2 separate regions of the Homo sapiens genome follow, and region 2 is linked to region 1. Evidence: chromatin loops called from intact Hi-C (ENCODE). Cell type or tissue: heart left ventricle. All regions are shown on one strand.

What was found. A loop is a pair of places that touch in the nucleus more often than their neighbours do. Peaks named below come from ENCODE experiments on the same cell type or tissue, not always from the same donor. Only the 100,000 strongest peaks of a DNase experiment are listed, where the experiment ranks them.
Region 2: a loop joins it to region 1, with 7 times the contacts of the local background. A loop is called at or near these places in 47 of 110 quality-filtered maps.

The regions. Positions count from the first base shown.
Region 1 is chr4:155,351,046-155,359,045 of GRCh38, forward strand. MAP9 (microtubule associated protein 9) reads right to left here. Exons shown (of 14, transcript NM_001039580.2): 8 at 6,404-6,474; 9 at 4,671-4,839; 10 at 4,026-4,115; 11 at 2,134-2,295; 12 at 1,867-2,012; 13 at 1,551-1,683. It overlaps MAP9-AS1 (MAP9 antisense RNA 1), which reads left to right and starts at 3,171. Exons shown (of 3, transcript NR_125937.1): 1 at 3,171-3,328; 2 at 6,044-6,157. In heart left ventricle, a CTCF peak has its summit at 3,095 (motif pointing left); a DNase peak (open chromatin) is centred at 3,096.
Region 2 is chr4:154,979,089-154,987,088 of GRCh38, forward strand. No RefSeq gene overlaps it. Among named protein-coding and RNA genes, the nearest start is that of RBM46, 200 kb to the left of the region's middle. In heart left ventricle, a CTCF peak has its summit at 3,540 (motif pointing right); a DNase peak (open chromatin) is centred at 3,573; H3K27me3 peaks cover 400 bases.

The sequences.
Region 1 (8,000 bases):
AACAAGACTGGTCAGAAAGACTGTGAAAGAAGAACTATAAAGGGAGATGAATCCAAGCAGATATTTAGACATATCAAGCCTAATAATGGAAGTGTGGCACTGGAATCACGAGACTGACCAATGGAACAGAAAGTTAAGAAACAGACCCGAAAACATGAGAAGGTATCATATAACAGAAGTAGCACCTCAAATCAATGGGTAAAAATGGGCTACTTTATAAAGGATACATTTGGAAAAACTAAAGTTGAAATCATATTTCCCACCATGTATCAGGGCAAATTCCAAGCAGAACAAATGTTAAAACATTAAGATATTAAAGTCACAAAGTTGTTAGAAGAAAAATAAGATAATTCTGTTTAATCTCAAATTGTGTAGGTCTTTTCAACTATGCTTGAAAATCAAAAGCCAAAAAAAAAAAACAGAAATCTGACACCTAAAATTTAAATTCTTCATGGCATGAGATACTATAAGGAAAGCCGGGAAACCAACAATATAGTGGGGGTAAATATTTGCAACCCATATAAAAAATGATAGGCTAATTTCCCCAGTACAAAACAAAAGATTCTAGAAACCAGTAAGGAAAAAAAACCAACAATCTAATAGAAAAGTGTGCAAAGTCTATGAAATGACAATTTACAGAGAAAATAATAGATAAATGGCCTGTATACAAATGAAAAGATATTCAAGCTCAATTCTAACCAGAGAAATGCAAATCAAAAACAACCTGGATGATTTAGTTGATTGGTATGAGTTGTTTTAAAGTTTGATAGGAAACCTGACTGGATAGACTTCTAGTGCAAAAATACTATAATTTTGGTTGCTGAATCATATGAATATGTTAACTATTCATATGAATGTGTTACCTACTTATGTAAAGTATTTATTCATAGTAATGTATTACTTATATAAACATGGACAAAATGCATATTTATATTGATATTCTAAAATGGAAAATAATATTTTGCTTGACATCAACAAAAAGTAACTTTTATAAAGATAAGTAAAGTGAAATCAAATATATACACATATCTGGTTCAGCTAGCTATTGCTCCTCCTAAACCTCAAACCTGCTCTCTTTCATTAAAAATTCCTAAATAAGAGATTCTCCTTGAGGTCATCAGAAACATCAAAAGAGAATAAAAGATGGAATAATTTTCTCACTATTAAGTTCAGTGTTACTTTTTGTCATGACCAAGTTCCACCACGTAGTACCCTCAATAGTAAACTTGTCTTCTTTCTATGTTAGATGTGAGAATCACAGCAAAGGAAGAATGGGCATGAATAGTAAATGGTAAATGTGGGGATGCAGGTAAGGAAGAAGATTATAACAAGTTTTCAGCCTGGGTGTTTGAGGGAATAGTAGAAACATTAATAGAAATGACTAAGTCAAAGAAAATATGCTATATGCAGGAGGAGAGCTTGAATTCAACAAAGCAGATTCCAGGTAGAAATGATCAGTAGGTCTGGAGCAAATAGAATTAGAATTAGGGACAGAAAAGACACAAAAGGTACATGAAAAAGACGAAAGTGCATTGACAAATAATACCTACCAGCCATTTTTCATATTCATTAATAGCTTGTTTATCTTTATCTTTTTTCTCAGCTCTTTTCAGTTCTTCCTTTCTTTTCTCATTTATTTTTTCTTTTTCCTTTTGCTTGAAAAAAGCTTCCTTTTTTTCATTCCTATAGAGCATAGTATAAAACACTGGAGAGTTAAAGGAAAATACATAATAAAGATTCCCTAGTACATCTTTGACAGTAATGAAATTGAAATGCATTACTAAATTTCAAGTAAATAAATTTTATAAAATCCTGAAGTGTTACTATAATTTAAAATATATCAAAATATTTATGATTTTGGATTACCATTTCTCAACAGCAGTTAAATTATCTTTCTTTTTCTCGGCAACAGTTTCCTCCTCTTTCTGTTTCTTTGCTCTTTCATATTCTCTCTCCTTTCTATTTTTCTCTTTAAGATATTCCATCTTTTTCTCTTTCCATTTTTCAAAAGCCTGAAAAAGTTCAGAATAATTTTCTTACTGTGAATATTTGAAAATAAATAAAAATATGGTTAATCATTAATTTGGATTTCAAATGTTTTAAAATAATTAAGATGTGCAAAGTTCTGAATACTTGTAGTGCTTCTCCTTTTCTTGCAGCATTTTCTTCTTCAGTTTTCTTCTTGTTTTTTTCTTCAAGCCTCTTTTTGGCAGCTATTTTCTTTGCTTCCTTTTCTTTCATAGCCTTCCAGGCCTCAAATGATGCTAATGCTTCTTCTCTTTTAGCAGCTTTTTTCTACAGTGGAAAAAATAATAGAGTGATATACATATATATGTATATATACATAGACACAAATATGGCTAGATATAAATATACACATATACATTTATCTTTAGTCCTCTGATATTCATTATACTTAGAAATTAACTTTCAAAGTAGGTAATTTATTTAGAATGGCTTAGATAATTTACAAAGAATGTTATCTGAATTATTCATTGGTTTTAAAACGTCCTTTTCTAAAAACATTTATCACATATTGACCTATTAATGAGAAAGATGTCAACTATTATTTTTGAAAGTGTACTAAACAAATTATATCAAAATAAACTGTAATAGGCTAAGTGGTATAGTAAAATTTTCATAATAAAATATTTGAAAAAAAAATCAGTAAAGTTATGGGCTTATAAAGTAAGTTAGAGTAAGGCAAATTGGCCAAGCCATGCAGTAAGATGCAGATTTTTGGTTTAAATCTTAATTTTGAATAGTATCAAAACATAAAGTTCTTACTGCACAAATGTATTCCAAATGTTGAAAGTATGTGCTCGACTGAAAAATAGGTTGGAGACTGTATAGCAAGTTATGTTATTATTTTACTTCCTTCAATCTAATCCCATAATATTCTATGTTTGCTTTATTGTTCAATATTAAATGACATAAAACCTTAATATTGGGGTAACATAATTTAGAGGTCAAAGTACTATCTACCTCACAGAGCTACGAAAATCAAATGAGAAGGGGTATGGCACTGACCACAGCAGCATACTGCTATGAACGTGGTTAACAGATAGACAGGCACGCCCCCTGGAGGGCTGCTCCCTTCACTACTGACGCATTATCGTGCAGTTCACCTTGGAAAATATTTTTCTTCTAAATCTATTTTTAGTATTGAACAGCACACTGGAGTTTTTGTCCAGAAGTTTGACTTTAGAAGATAAGAAATAACTGAGCGTATTACAAGCAGGAGTTAGAGGAAGAGACTCAGTACAGAAGAGACAGGAACAAAAGTTCACCTCCATTCAATGGGAAAGGATACAGATCAAGAGTTCAGGTAGGGGTTGGACTTGAAGATACTTATAAAATTCAAGAGAGAAAAGAGGAAAATTGAAGGCTAACTAGTGTCTAATGATCCTTTATCTTGTCGTGCCTTTTTTTTTTTTTTTGAGACAGAGTCTCTGTCACCTAGGCTGGAGTACAGTGGCACGATCTCAGCTAACTGCAACCTCCGCCTCCCGGGTTCAAGTGATCCTGCCACCTCAGCCTCCTGAGTAGCTGGGATTACAGGTGCCCACCACCATCCCTGGCTAATTTTTGTATTTTTAGTAGAGATGGGGTTTCACCACATTGCCCAGGCTGGTGTCGAACTCCAGACCTCAAGGAATCCCATCTGCCTTGGCCTCCCAAAGTGCTGGGATTACAGGCATGAGCCACAGTACCTGGCCTTCTTGGTTAAGTTCTAAATGAAATCAACTTTTAAAAGTGAATTAGGTGCTCATAAACAATAATAACTTCATAATCAGCAGGAACAAAGCTATCCTATACATATACAAAATTAAAATCTGTTTTCATGTAAAACAGTTATATCAAACTAAAATGTATAAAGTAAAACAGAAGTAAAACCGGAAATCATTTCTTTAATATACAAGTTATTTTGCCATTTAAAAAGCTGATTTAGAAAAGTTATATATTCAGGGATATTTTACTGAAATAAAAATCCAAAACATTTTTACTTCTATATGTCAGAATACCTGTTCATTTTGGATCCTTAAGTTTTCACTTTCAATTCTTTTTATTCTGTGCATTTCATGTAAATACACATTTTTCTTTTCTAACCACTCCTATAAGAACAAGAAAAAGGTCATATAATATTTAAAATTTCTTAAGTGAATTAGAATTCTTTATATTAACATTTTCTCTGAAATTCACATGTACAATTTTCTAAAGTATACTATTCTACTCTAAAAAAGACAAAAAAAGACTTTTAGAATTGTGAATAAATTAATACAATCTTTTTCCTATGTACGCCTAACAACATCTCAGGAAAGAAAAAATTTAATAACTTTTTGTTCATAATAACTCCTTTTGTTCATATAAACTTCAAGAAGAAAAAAATGAAAACATATATAGACTTTACAATGTTTTGGCTTGTGCTGTATTTCTATAAATTGCAATGGCATATTCTTTCTTTAAAAACAACTATGGTCAGTTATGCAAAGTGTGGAAGCAAATAATTTAGTAAAATATGATTACTCATGTATTAAAAGGAAACTCTTTCTCAATAAATTTAAGTATTAAACCATCATTTTCTATCAGGATTACTTTATTCTTTATAAACAGTGTAGGCTTATGAAAGTGATCATTCTTCTTCTCTTAAAAATATTTTCCTTTTTTACCTGATAAACAGCTGCCCTTATGTTATCTGCTCTATCAGGTTCTATGCTCTGTTTCTGTGAAGGTTTTTGGTCCAAGACTTTTAAAGTCCCTAAATAGTGAGAAGAGGTAGTTGTCGATGGAGTTCTCCTTTTAGAACTAGATTTCTTCAAAAACTCAGAGGTCATTAATCTGAAAAGATCCAAATGAATCAAGACAAAATATTACAATTGCATTTGGTAGAAGAGAGATCTGTTAGAATATGCACGTATAATATTTGAAAACTGGCCAGGCATGATGGCTCACACCTGTAATCCCAGCACTTTGGAAGGCCAAAGTGGGTGGATGACTTGAGCTCATCCTGTTGGGCTGTTGACCAGCCTGGGCAACATGGTGAAACCCTGTCTCTACCAAAAATACAAAAAATTAGCTGGCGTGGTGGCACATGCCTGTAGTCATAGCTACCCTGGAGGCTGAGGTGGGAGGATAGCTTGAGCCCAGGAGGCAGAGGTTGCAGTGAGCAGAGATCATGCCACTGAACTCCAGCCTGAGCAACAGAGTGAGACTCCATCTCAAAAAAAAAATTGGAAACTACATTATAATTTAACAAATTATAATTACTTTGAAAATGATGTAGGTAAAATGTACAGTCTTAGTATACAAAGAATATTAAATTATGTAGAAGGGGACATAACTTAAATATGTCCCCTTCAACATAATTTAAATTTTATAACTTTAAGTTATATAGCTTTAAAATGATTGCTCTTTTTAAATATTTGTAATTAGAAACTTAAGAAATATGGACCACTTCTCAAGTTACATGGAAAAAACAATACAGTAGGTTATAATCACTCTTTTAATATTTTCTTTCATCATTTTGTTACATGAAGCATTCCAAATATAAAATTAGAAAGAATAGTACTATCTATATCAGGGATTGGTGGGAAAATTTGGCCAGCCATTGGTTTTGATATACAAAGTTTATTGCACCATAGCTGTAATCATTCATGTTAAGTTTTGCCTGTGGCTGCTTTCCTGTTAAAATAGCAGAAATGAGTAGTTCCAATACAGACTGTATCGCCTACAAAGCCTAAAATATGCACTAACTGGCCATTTACAGAAAAAGCTTGCTAGCTCTGTTTTATTTGATTAATGATAATTTGACTAACGATAATTTTAAAGATTCAGAAGGTTTTTGATTAGCACTTATGAGTTAGGCATTCATTATCATTGGTGTGAATGAAGCTATACAGATAATCATTTTAATAAACCTACTTAGTTCATAGATTCTGAAGGCTTTCAGTACAATTTCTCATGTTAGACAATGATACTTGATAATGAATAAGTATCATTGCTAGACTTCAGCTTTATTACCATTTTATATTGCTTGTCTCAGGAAAAGTAGGAGAAAGAAGCTCTATTCCAGAAGCAGTCTGGAGCACAAAGAATCCCTAATCACTGACATTAAGAAAGAAGAAAAATATTCCTAGGACGATCCTGGAGAGCAAAGGTATTGCATAAACATTCCAGGCACTAAAACAATCAGTAATAGACTTACTTTTTATAAATTACTTTATTTCAAATAATATCATCAACCAAGGGGTTTTATCATGAAGTTAACTACTTTCATTTTATGAAATGGAAATAAAAAGAAAATACAGTAACACCAAATGAAATTTACTTTATGAAAGTTAAATTAAAACTAGCTTTGCTAGAATGCAAGCCCATAAATGACAAATATTGGTAACTTTATTACCTGGCAGATGCACTGGATGCTCTATTATTTGTTGACTTTTTATTCTTTATATTTCTATCTTCAATTGTTTTCTATTAAACAGAAAATGCCAAAGATGATTTATTCATGACAACTATCCTTTTTAGGCTTAGAAGCCAAACTGCCAGTAAATCACTATTCTTTAAGCATCTACTATGTGTCAAACACAGTAGAAATTGGGAGCAAATCAGTGAATAAAATGCCCTTAAGAATATTAAATTCTAGAGACGGATGACCAAAAATAAATATATAAGCAAACATGGCTCATGAAGGACATAAAATAGTGTGCAGTGACAGAGAATGACTAGAGTGGGGCTGAGGAGCTGCTTTAAAGAAGTTGGTCAGGGAAGGCTGTCCTGAGGGGCTGACATCAGAGCTAAGAGTGCAAAGGGCCCACCGAAAGGTCTATGAAAGAAAGAAACAGCAAGTGGGTAAAAGCCTGAGAAGGGACGGAACCTGTTATCTCTGAAAAACAGAAAGAGGTGAATGGAGCTGAAGCATAGTGAATGGCAGGGAAAGCGGAGGAAGACGTGGTCAGGGAAGAACCAGGTGAGATCACTAGGCAGCGATGAGGAGTCTGGATGGAATTCTTGTGATGAGAAACCAACAAAAAGACTTTAATGGAGAATGATTATATTTCTGTTTAGAAAAGGTCATTCAGTAGAGAGTAAGAATGAGGCCAAGGGTCCAGTCAAAAGAAACAAGTTACAACCTTACTTGTTACATATGAAATGCCTGTTCTAATTTAGAATTGCCTCTATTAGACATTCTACAATCCTGTCTATAAACTCCGGAATATCCTTTCTTCTTTTAAGGAACAACTTTTCTACTTTACACAGACTGATGGGTGCTAGTGGTAAAGTGAGAGCACAGACATAATAAACACATCCCTAACTTAGCAGTAGTGTTTTTTTCCTAAAGAAATTAGCTAAGGATGATATACCTGGAACATGGCTTAATGAACCTCCTTCATCAATTTTAAGAAAAGCTTGTATTTTATGTTATAAAAGTATTGCTCAAACACAAATTTTCAGCTAGCCCTGTTTTCTTCCGCTGATAATAAACACACAGAGCTGCTAGCTAATTGCAGCTACAAGAGATAATGACAAATTCAGGAGAAACAAAGACTGAAAATGCTACACCATAAATTTTTAAAGTATAGCACTCAGGCACAATTTAATGTAGGGACAAGTAATCCTACATATTACATATCTGTTTCTTAAGGTTATAATAATAATGTTCCCCTCAACAACAACAACAAAAAACAAATAACCCCACTAAAAAGAGGGCAAAAAACATGAATAGACTTTTTGAAAAGAAGACATACAAGTGGCCAAGAAACATGAAAAAAAATGTTCACCATCACTAATCATCAGAGAAACACAAATTAAAACCACAGTGAGATATATTATACTAGTCAGAATATTTAGCTATTATTAAAAAGTTAAAAAAGTAACAGATGTTGGTGAGAACACAGAGAAAAGGGAATGCTTGTATACTCTTGGTAAGAATGTAAATTAGTACAATCTTTATGGAAAATAGTTTGGGGATTTCTTAAGGAACTAAATATAGAACTACC
Region 2 (8,000 bases), 370 kb before region 1:
TGTATTTTTAGTACAGACAGAGTTTCACCATGTTGGCCAGGCTGGTCTTGAACTCCTGACCTTGTGATCTGCCCGCCTTGGCCTCCCAAAGTGCTGGGATTACAGACATGAGCCACCATGCCCGGCCATTTCTTTTTTGTCTTCAGAAAAAAGTGAGTGGAGAAGAGTGAGTAGGTCATGAAACCTTCAACAATTTGGAACCTGACTGCTAGGCTAGTTAGTCCAAATTGAGTTCCCAGTGTGTATCCTGACATGATGCTTGGTCTTCACATAGAATGGATTCTTGGCTAAAAATCTGACATTCTTACAGATTAGGATTTTCTAAAGATTTAAGATTGTTAAAAACCAATTCCTGGGAGACAGAGTTAGGAGCACTTTATGCTCTCATGGCTTCCTGATTTTGTGCCATATTATATATGGAATTAAAATTTCCTTTTTGCCTGTTCTTTCCACTTCTGTATAGACTCTATGAAGAAAAGAACTGAGGTTTTTTTTCCCTCTATTGTATCTACAGTAGCTAGAAAAAATAATATTGATAAATATATTTGGATATATTAATATTTTATAAACAATGCAGATGAAGAAATTAAATTTTTATATTGAGCAGTAATTTTTAAAAGGCTACCAACAAGCATTTGCTGGCTAAAAACTATTTGAGCATCAATGCCCTAAGTTGGTGGCTTTTAAATTTTTCCTCTGTAACTCACAAAATATATACTGTGATATAGTTTACACAATCATGCACAGGCATATAAAACTAAAAAACACTTTTATGAAATCATTCATGTACTTACTACTTGTGTTCCACTCTGATATTTCCTATTCTATTTAATTTTATTAAAGGAAAATCATGAGTGGACCTACCAAGTCAATATTGCCCCTCACAAGTGTCATGACCAGCAGTCCAAAATGCTTTCTTGGTGCATATTGTCCATTGCTATCTTGAAAAACCCGATGTGCTAGGGAAAAAAAACATGCATACATAAAACAAGAACATATACAAAACAACAGACTGGTGGAATTCAGAGCAACACGGTGCAAACATATTGAAGGAGAAACAAGTAATGAAGAGATCTATGCAAACACTTGAGGAAGTAAGTTTTAAACTGGATTTTGTGAAGTAGATGGAATTGAATTGGCAGAAATAAAAGAGAAAAAGGAATGGACAAAATTTTAGAAGTCAGATATTTCCCAGCCCTCAATTGCTGTCAAATTGGTGTCAGTGAGAAAGTTGCAACAGATTTGGGAGAAAAATAATTTTAAAAACCAAATGGATTCTATCTTTAGATTGCTTCATCATCTTTTAAGTTCTCACTACTATTTAAAGAAAAATGAACCTTGACATGGTAGGCTCTGTTAGTGATGTGATAAACTAGAAGAAGAAATTTGGCCTAATATGAAAATATTGGTGAATGAATGTTTATTTATACCTTCAAAGTCTGTGTAGATAGCAGTTTTAAAAATGATTCTCCATTTTATCAGACTTTTATTTTTTTGGAAGAGATATTATCTCTTCAATGGTTAAGTGTCCAAGGACAGATGAAATAAAGAGCAGTTTCAAATATGAATTTAATCAGAATCTCAAGGACAGACTTCTAAAATGCAGACACGTGTATGCAGCTAAGGCTCTTTTCACATGTGTACCACTGGTGATTTATTTATTTAAAGATGGTTAATGATCCTCTCAACCTCTACTGGAGATGGTAGAGAATGAGAAATACTGTTGGAGAAACCTGTAAACCAGAGAATAAAAGAGACAGCTAGGTCCTCAGTATGAGTATATTATAAAAGAGAAGCAGACAAAAGCTTTTCTTGCTCATTATTCTGAAGAACACACTTTTAAAGTTGTTAGTTTTCTTTATCAGTGCCTGGAAGGGTTCCTGACTTTGAATCCTTCTTTATAAAGAAAACCCAGGCTGGGTGCAGTGGCTCATGCCTGTAATCCCAGCACTTTGGGAAGCCAAGGTGGGCGGGTCACCTGAGGTCAGGAGTTCAAGACCAGCCTGGCCAACATGGTGAAACCTGTCTCTACTAAAAATACAAAAATTAGCCGGCCATGGTGGTGGGTGCCTGTAATTCCAGCTACTCAGGAGGCTGAGGCAGGAGAATCACTTGAAGCTGGGGGGCAGAGGTTGCAGTGAGCTTAGATGGTGCCATTTTACTCCAGCCTGGGTGAAAGAACGAGACTCCGTCAAAAAAAAATTAAAAAATAAAAAAAGAAAGAAAGCCCAAAAATTAATTTGGAAACATAAACCAACATTTAAGAATCAGAATTTTGAACGGTTAAGAAAATAGTTAAATGGATTATGATAATTATATCAATCATCTATGGTTGTTTATAATTTCATTTTACCAGAAAATTATTGAGTCTTCACCAGGTAAAATTGATAGAAATATCTCTTTCCTGGCCTGTCCTTTATTCTATCCTACTTTTGTTATTTTATTTCTCTGATCATTTTCTTCCTGCCCTACAGCGTTCTTGTTCCATGTCTGCTAGCACTGGGAATGGTTGCTGCCTGTTGTTAGGGTGTGTATTACCAGTTTCAGAGAATTTGAATTCTTAGTATCTGTCTGCAACTGTTAAAGGGTGAGATAGAGTGGTAGCTTTTGTTCCTACTTAACCGTTTTTGAGGGGTTTTCAGAGCTGTTTTATCTATTTGGCTAAAATATTTGAAACCTTAAAAATATTTAAGACTTAGAAAATCAATTTAAAAACATAAAATAGAAGTTACAATATCAAAATTGACCACGGTTAATAATCATGTTTTCTATATTTCAAAATTGCTAATAAATTTTAACATTCTCACCACAAAAAGATGATAAATTGGTGGGGTAATGGATAGTTAATTAGCTTGATTGAATCTTCCCACTGTATACATAGATCAAAACATCACATTGTATCTCGTAATTGTGTATACACATTTATTATGTTTCAGTTAAAAATGAATAAAAGAAGATAACAAAAATTGCAATCTCAACTGGATAGTAATTTCAGAAACAAAATTATGAGTCTTTTCACATTTTATGGCACACACTTCTTTTTTTTTGTGGGGTATGGGTACATAGGAACGTGTTTGATATAGTCAATTTAGTTGATTTCCTCTTGTATCTCTGCCTCAGAGCTTTCTCCAAAGTCAAGGGAGGTAGATCAGCTCTTGCTCACAAGAGGGGTCCTGAAGTGCAGAGAAGATTATTCTGTGGGGCAACCCTTGACCAATGCGGGGTGAGAGTCCATGTGCTTCTCTGAGATCCTGTGGAATCAAGCACCTTTGCCCACTGCAGCCCCTTGATGACACGCCCTTGTACTGGCTTTTCCTCCTTCCCTGTCTCATTCTCTCCCCTTCCTCAGCCCTGCTTCCTCTGACCATTCCCCAAATAAGGACTCACGGAGACCCCATTTTACATGAGCTTCTGATAATCATGAGTAGCTCAACCTTAAACGGCTAAGTGTTCCTACAAAGGGTGGCACTTCTGGTCAAGTTGTGCCCACTGGAAAGGGCAGAGATTGTTACTGAGAGAGCGCAGGTACCTGAGAATCCCAGCATGGTGAACTGATGTTCCAGCAGAGGGCAGTGCAGCAGACTTTTTGGAGGCGAGGAACTTGAGCCCAGAGGATGCAGGTTTGAAAACAGTTTCTCATCAAGGGACATTTGGAAATCCTCATTGAAGGGCACCGAGGCGCGGGCTGTGGGAAGTTATGGGACTTTGTGTTGATGCTGCTTTTCTTGGTTATGTGGTCTTTGTCCCTTTACCTTTTTGTTTCTTCTCTGTCTTATTTTTGATGGAAAGTGAGTACTAATTTTAGCATACATATTCATTGGGGCTATTTTGAGAGACAATATCATAAGAAAAGCTTTTTTGTTTTTGATAGTCTACCATAAAGAATGTAAAGTTCTGCCAGTTTTGGCCCTCCCAGGACAGGACCACGAGGGGATTTCACCAGGTTTGGCCACAAGGTTGGATGCAGAAATGAACCAAGGGCCTAGAGCGAGTGGAGTGAGGTGACGTGCAGGAGCAAAAGAAAAGTAAGGGAAAATGAAGGAAAGGGGAGGGCAGAACAAGTGTGTTGACACTTCTGGGTATTGTTCTCTGTAAACTGGAAAATGACCCTGTAAAAATAGCAAAAAAGAAAAAAGTAGTATTTTACATCAGGCATGTTCATGATTAGATATAATTTTATTGTATCTGCACTTTTTTTCAGATTTTACAGTTCATTAAGGGAATGTCTACAAAAGGGTTTTCTCTTCCCCTGCTCTCTTCTCTCTTCTATTCCAATAAGCCTCTTCTCTGCTGTATTATGTTTTGCATTCTGAAAAATGGGTGTCTGTGTCCTGGGACGTTGAAAGGGGAATTTTCCTGCGTTTCGGAATAGAAATGGTAACCAAAAGAATTGTGATGGCCGTGAATAACCCAGACCTTTTGTGTCATGAGTATTTCTGGCACAAGGGCCACAGAAATTCTAGTCAAGATGTGTTGTAACAATAGTGCTTGAACATTAAAGGAAATGAGTTGCTGTGGTACATAAAAGGCATGCACAAAAATAGTGCATTTTAATTTAATAACCATTACATCTTCAAAGTTACATTTTGAAGAGTCCTTTGGTCAAGTGAGATTTTTCTAACTTCTCCCCAAATTGGGACTGGCCTGACACACATGTTCCAGGTATTAATTCCTTTCTCTTCCTAAGTAAATCCATTCCCTCCTAACATGCCTGAAGAATTGAGTGACTTCTTCACGTGTCTGTTTTTAATAAATCATTATGTTATTTACTGTTCTCTCAGCTGTGAGCAGGGTCCGGAACACAGAAGTACTAAGTGCTGCACTTGGGCACACAGTGTCTCCACAGAAAAGAGGCTGAAATCACATCTGCTGAGTTTTGACTGGTACTTATTGCTACTCCGGTCCAACCTGCAGTGATTCCCCAGAAACAGAGCTATCCGATGGGTCCTGTTGCTCATTAGTCTTAGAAGGGCACCTGCGGTGGTTCCATATTTACCAGGGATTTTTTTTTTTTCAAATAAAGTTATTTTCACTAATGGGAGCAAAGATGTACTCTGTTCCCCAGACCTGAGATTTGGAAGCAGGAACTGACTAGGGATGTTCCCTCCTCTATTACGCTTCCATGATTCTTGAAGGTGCCCAACCTCAGTCCATCTTACTGCTTGGGTGAGAAACCATGGTGGTCTGTGTCTGCTCCCCTAGCTCACACCCAGTGCTGAAATGTCTCGGTTTGACTGTCCTGCCCTATTTTGTGGCACGACAGCTTAGAGGTTCAGCATGTGGTTACTGAACTTATACTGCCTGGTCCAGTTCCTCATTTTACAACTCAGGGAGCTACATAACCCTGTAATGTACTGAATAGTTCTTACCCCAGAGGTAAAATCAGGTTGATGATAATAGTTCACCTCTTAGTGTTAAATGGAATAAAATTCGCAAAGTATCTGGCACACACAATTTTTTAAGGTTTCTATTTTTCTGTTTGTTTTTGATACTTCATACATGTATGTATGTTCTGTTTCTTCCTTCATCCTCCTTCCCATAGTCTGTTCAAGGCACTTGTGGGATTGTTATAATAAAGTCTCAGGCAGTCCTAAGCAAAGGGAACATGGGAAGGATGAAGAAGAATGAAGAGAATGTATCTAGAGAACTTATGTTCTATTTACATGAGATCTGAAATCTCTCTACAGTCCTCCATTCTATTGCAGTGGACACTTGAAAAGTGCTCCAGAAGCAAATGTTGCCACAGCAAACATTTCCAAGGTGCTGAGCAAAGTGAGGCAGGGCAGTGATTGCCCAGACTGTGTGAGGATCAGGACCACCTGAAGGCCTTTAAAGACTACCTGAAAGTGGCCAGTAGATCTGGGAGCGTCTTTACTTCTAAAATATTCTCCACTTGACTTAGATTTCTAAACAGGAGTTATCCTGTTTAGAAAGGCTTGCCTGGTAGTATCAACAGCAGGATTTTGGAAGAGGTGTTATAGTAAATGTGAGCACTACATGGCAATCATGCATAGAAAAAGATGCGGAATGATGTTTTCCAATACCATTATTCATCAGATAAAAGTCCAATGGTACTCTAAGTGAGCTTGACTTTTGAAATCAGCCTGTAGAACTATGTCAGTGAAAAGTCCCTTATATCAGGGACTGAAGGGTGGAAAGTAAGGACAGGGACTGGATATATTGTATTACCTATTTTATTTCTGCAACGTTGGTGTCAAATTTACTTTACTTGTTTGACATGATACACATGGGGAGGAAAATAAAAATCAGAATGACACCAAAAGGCATGTTTTCTTGGAACACACTCAATTATAATTAAGGACACCCATTACCCACCAGCAACTTTTACTGCTCAGAGAATATTGTTTCCATCTGGGGTCAGTCCTAACCCCAAAGACACAATCCCAAACACCATAATCCCAAATGTTGAAATCACAAAAGATCAAAATCCCTAAAGTCTAAAATCCCTAATATCTAAAATTCTGGAAATCACAATCCCAAAATATTAAAATTCAAATGTTGAAATTCTTTTTTTTCTTTATTTCTTCTAAAAAAATGGGATACATTTGCAGAATGTGAAGGTTTTTTATATAGGTATGCGTGTGCCATGGTGGTTTGCTGCACCTATTGACCCGCCCTCTAAGCTTTCTCCCCTCACCCCCACTCCCCAACAGGCACTGGTGTGTGCTTATTCTCCTCTCTATGCCCATGTGTTCTCAATGTGGAAATTCTGAAAGCCACATTCTAGGGAAGTGATCCATCAGTTTTCTTGGTATGCAGGATAGTTGCATCATGTTAGACGGAACTATTACATTGTTATTGTCTTTATTTGGAAATTAAGTACGTTTTAAGGAGATGCCTATGGGTGCCAAGTTGAGAGGAAGTGGACTTGTGGACTTAATTTTAGGTGTCATCGATTTTGACTGGATTAAGGGATATCTGGAAAGCTGGTAAAGCACTATTTAGGGCATGTCTGTGAGGGTGGTTCCAGAGGAGATGAATGTGTGAGTCTGAGTGGACTAGGTAGGGGCAGATCAGCGCTCAGTGTTGCTGGACACCATCCAGTCAGCTAGGGGCCTTGGAGAGAACAAATTCAGAAAGTGAATTGGTCTCTCTCTGAGAGCTGGGACAGACTTTGCTTCTGGGTGCCTTGGAGATCAGATCTCCAGGCTCACTGGCCTTTGGGCTTCAGGACTTACATCAGCAGTCCCCCATGTCCTGAGGTTTTGGCCTCAGAATGAGAACGACACAATCAGCTTCCCTGGGTCGGAGGCTTTGGGGTTTGACTAGACCATGCTACCAGCATCCCAGGGTCTCCAGCTTGCTGATGGCCTATTGTGGGGCTTCTCAGACACCCTAATCACATGAGTCAATTCCCCTAAAAATCCCCTCACATATCTATATACATAACCTATTGGTTCTGTCTCTCTGAAGAATCCTAACTAATACAGATTTGGTATTGGGAAAGGCAAATGTCATTCTTTCTTACTGTACTCCTTATAACATAATGGGAGAGACCTGTGAAATTGTTCCTTTGCAAAAAGACTGCGATATGGTAAGTGTATGAGACTACTTAATGGTGAAACATGTAAAAGCAAATTATTATTAGTGCTGCAAAAGCAGAAAATTGTTTAATTACAATGGCCAAGCAATAGCCAAACTTTCAAATGGACAGCATATACTTAGAAAACTTGTAGACCACAACCACTCTCCAAGTACAAGTGCAGAGTGTTTTGAAGATCACAGAAGTGAAAATACAATCAAAAAGGACAAGAAATCTCCCCTGCCAAATTATTCAATTGAATATGACTTGTGCCTCTTCACACATAGCGCCAATTCACTATGCTGTGTTTTATCTTCACATCATTCCTGGTGCTAGAGTACGCATTGTGTAAAGACTTTTACAGAGTTCTAATTTGTTCTATGCATTGTTTTTGCAAATTTGACACCATGAAAGTGTATTATCACAATGTTCACTTTGCATGTAATCATTGTGCATG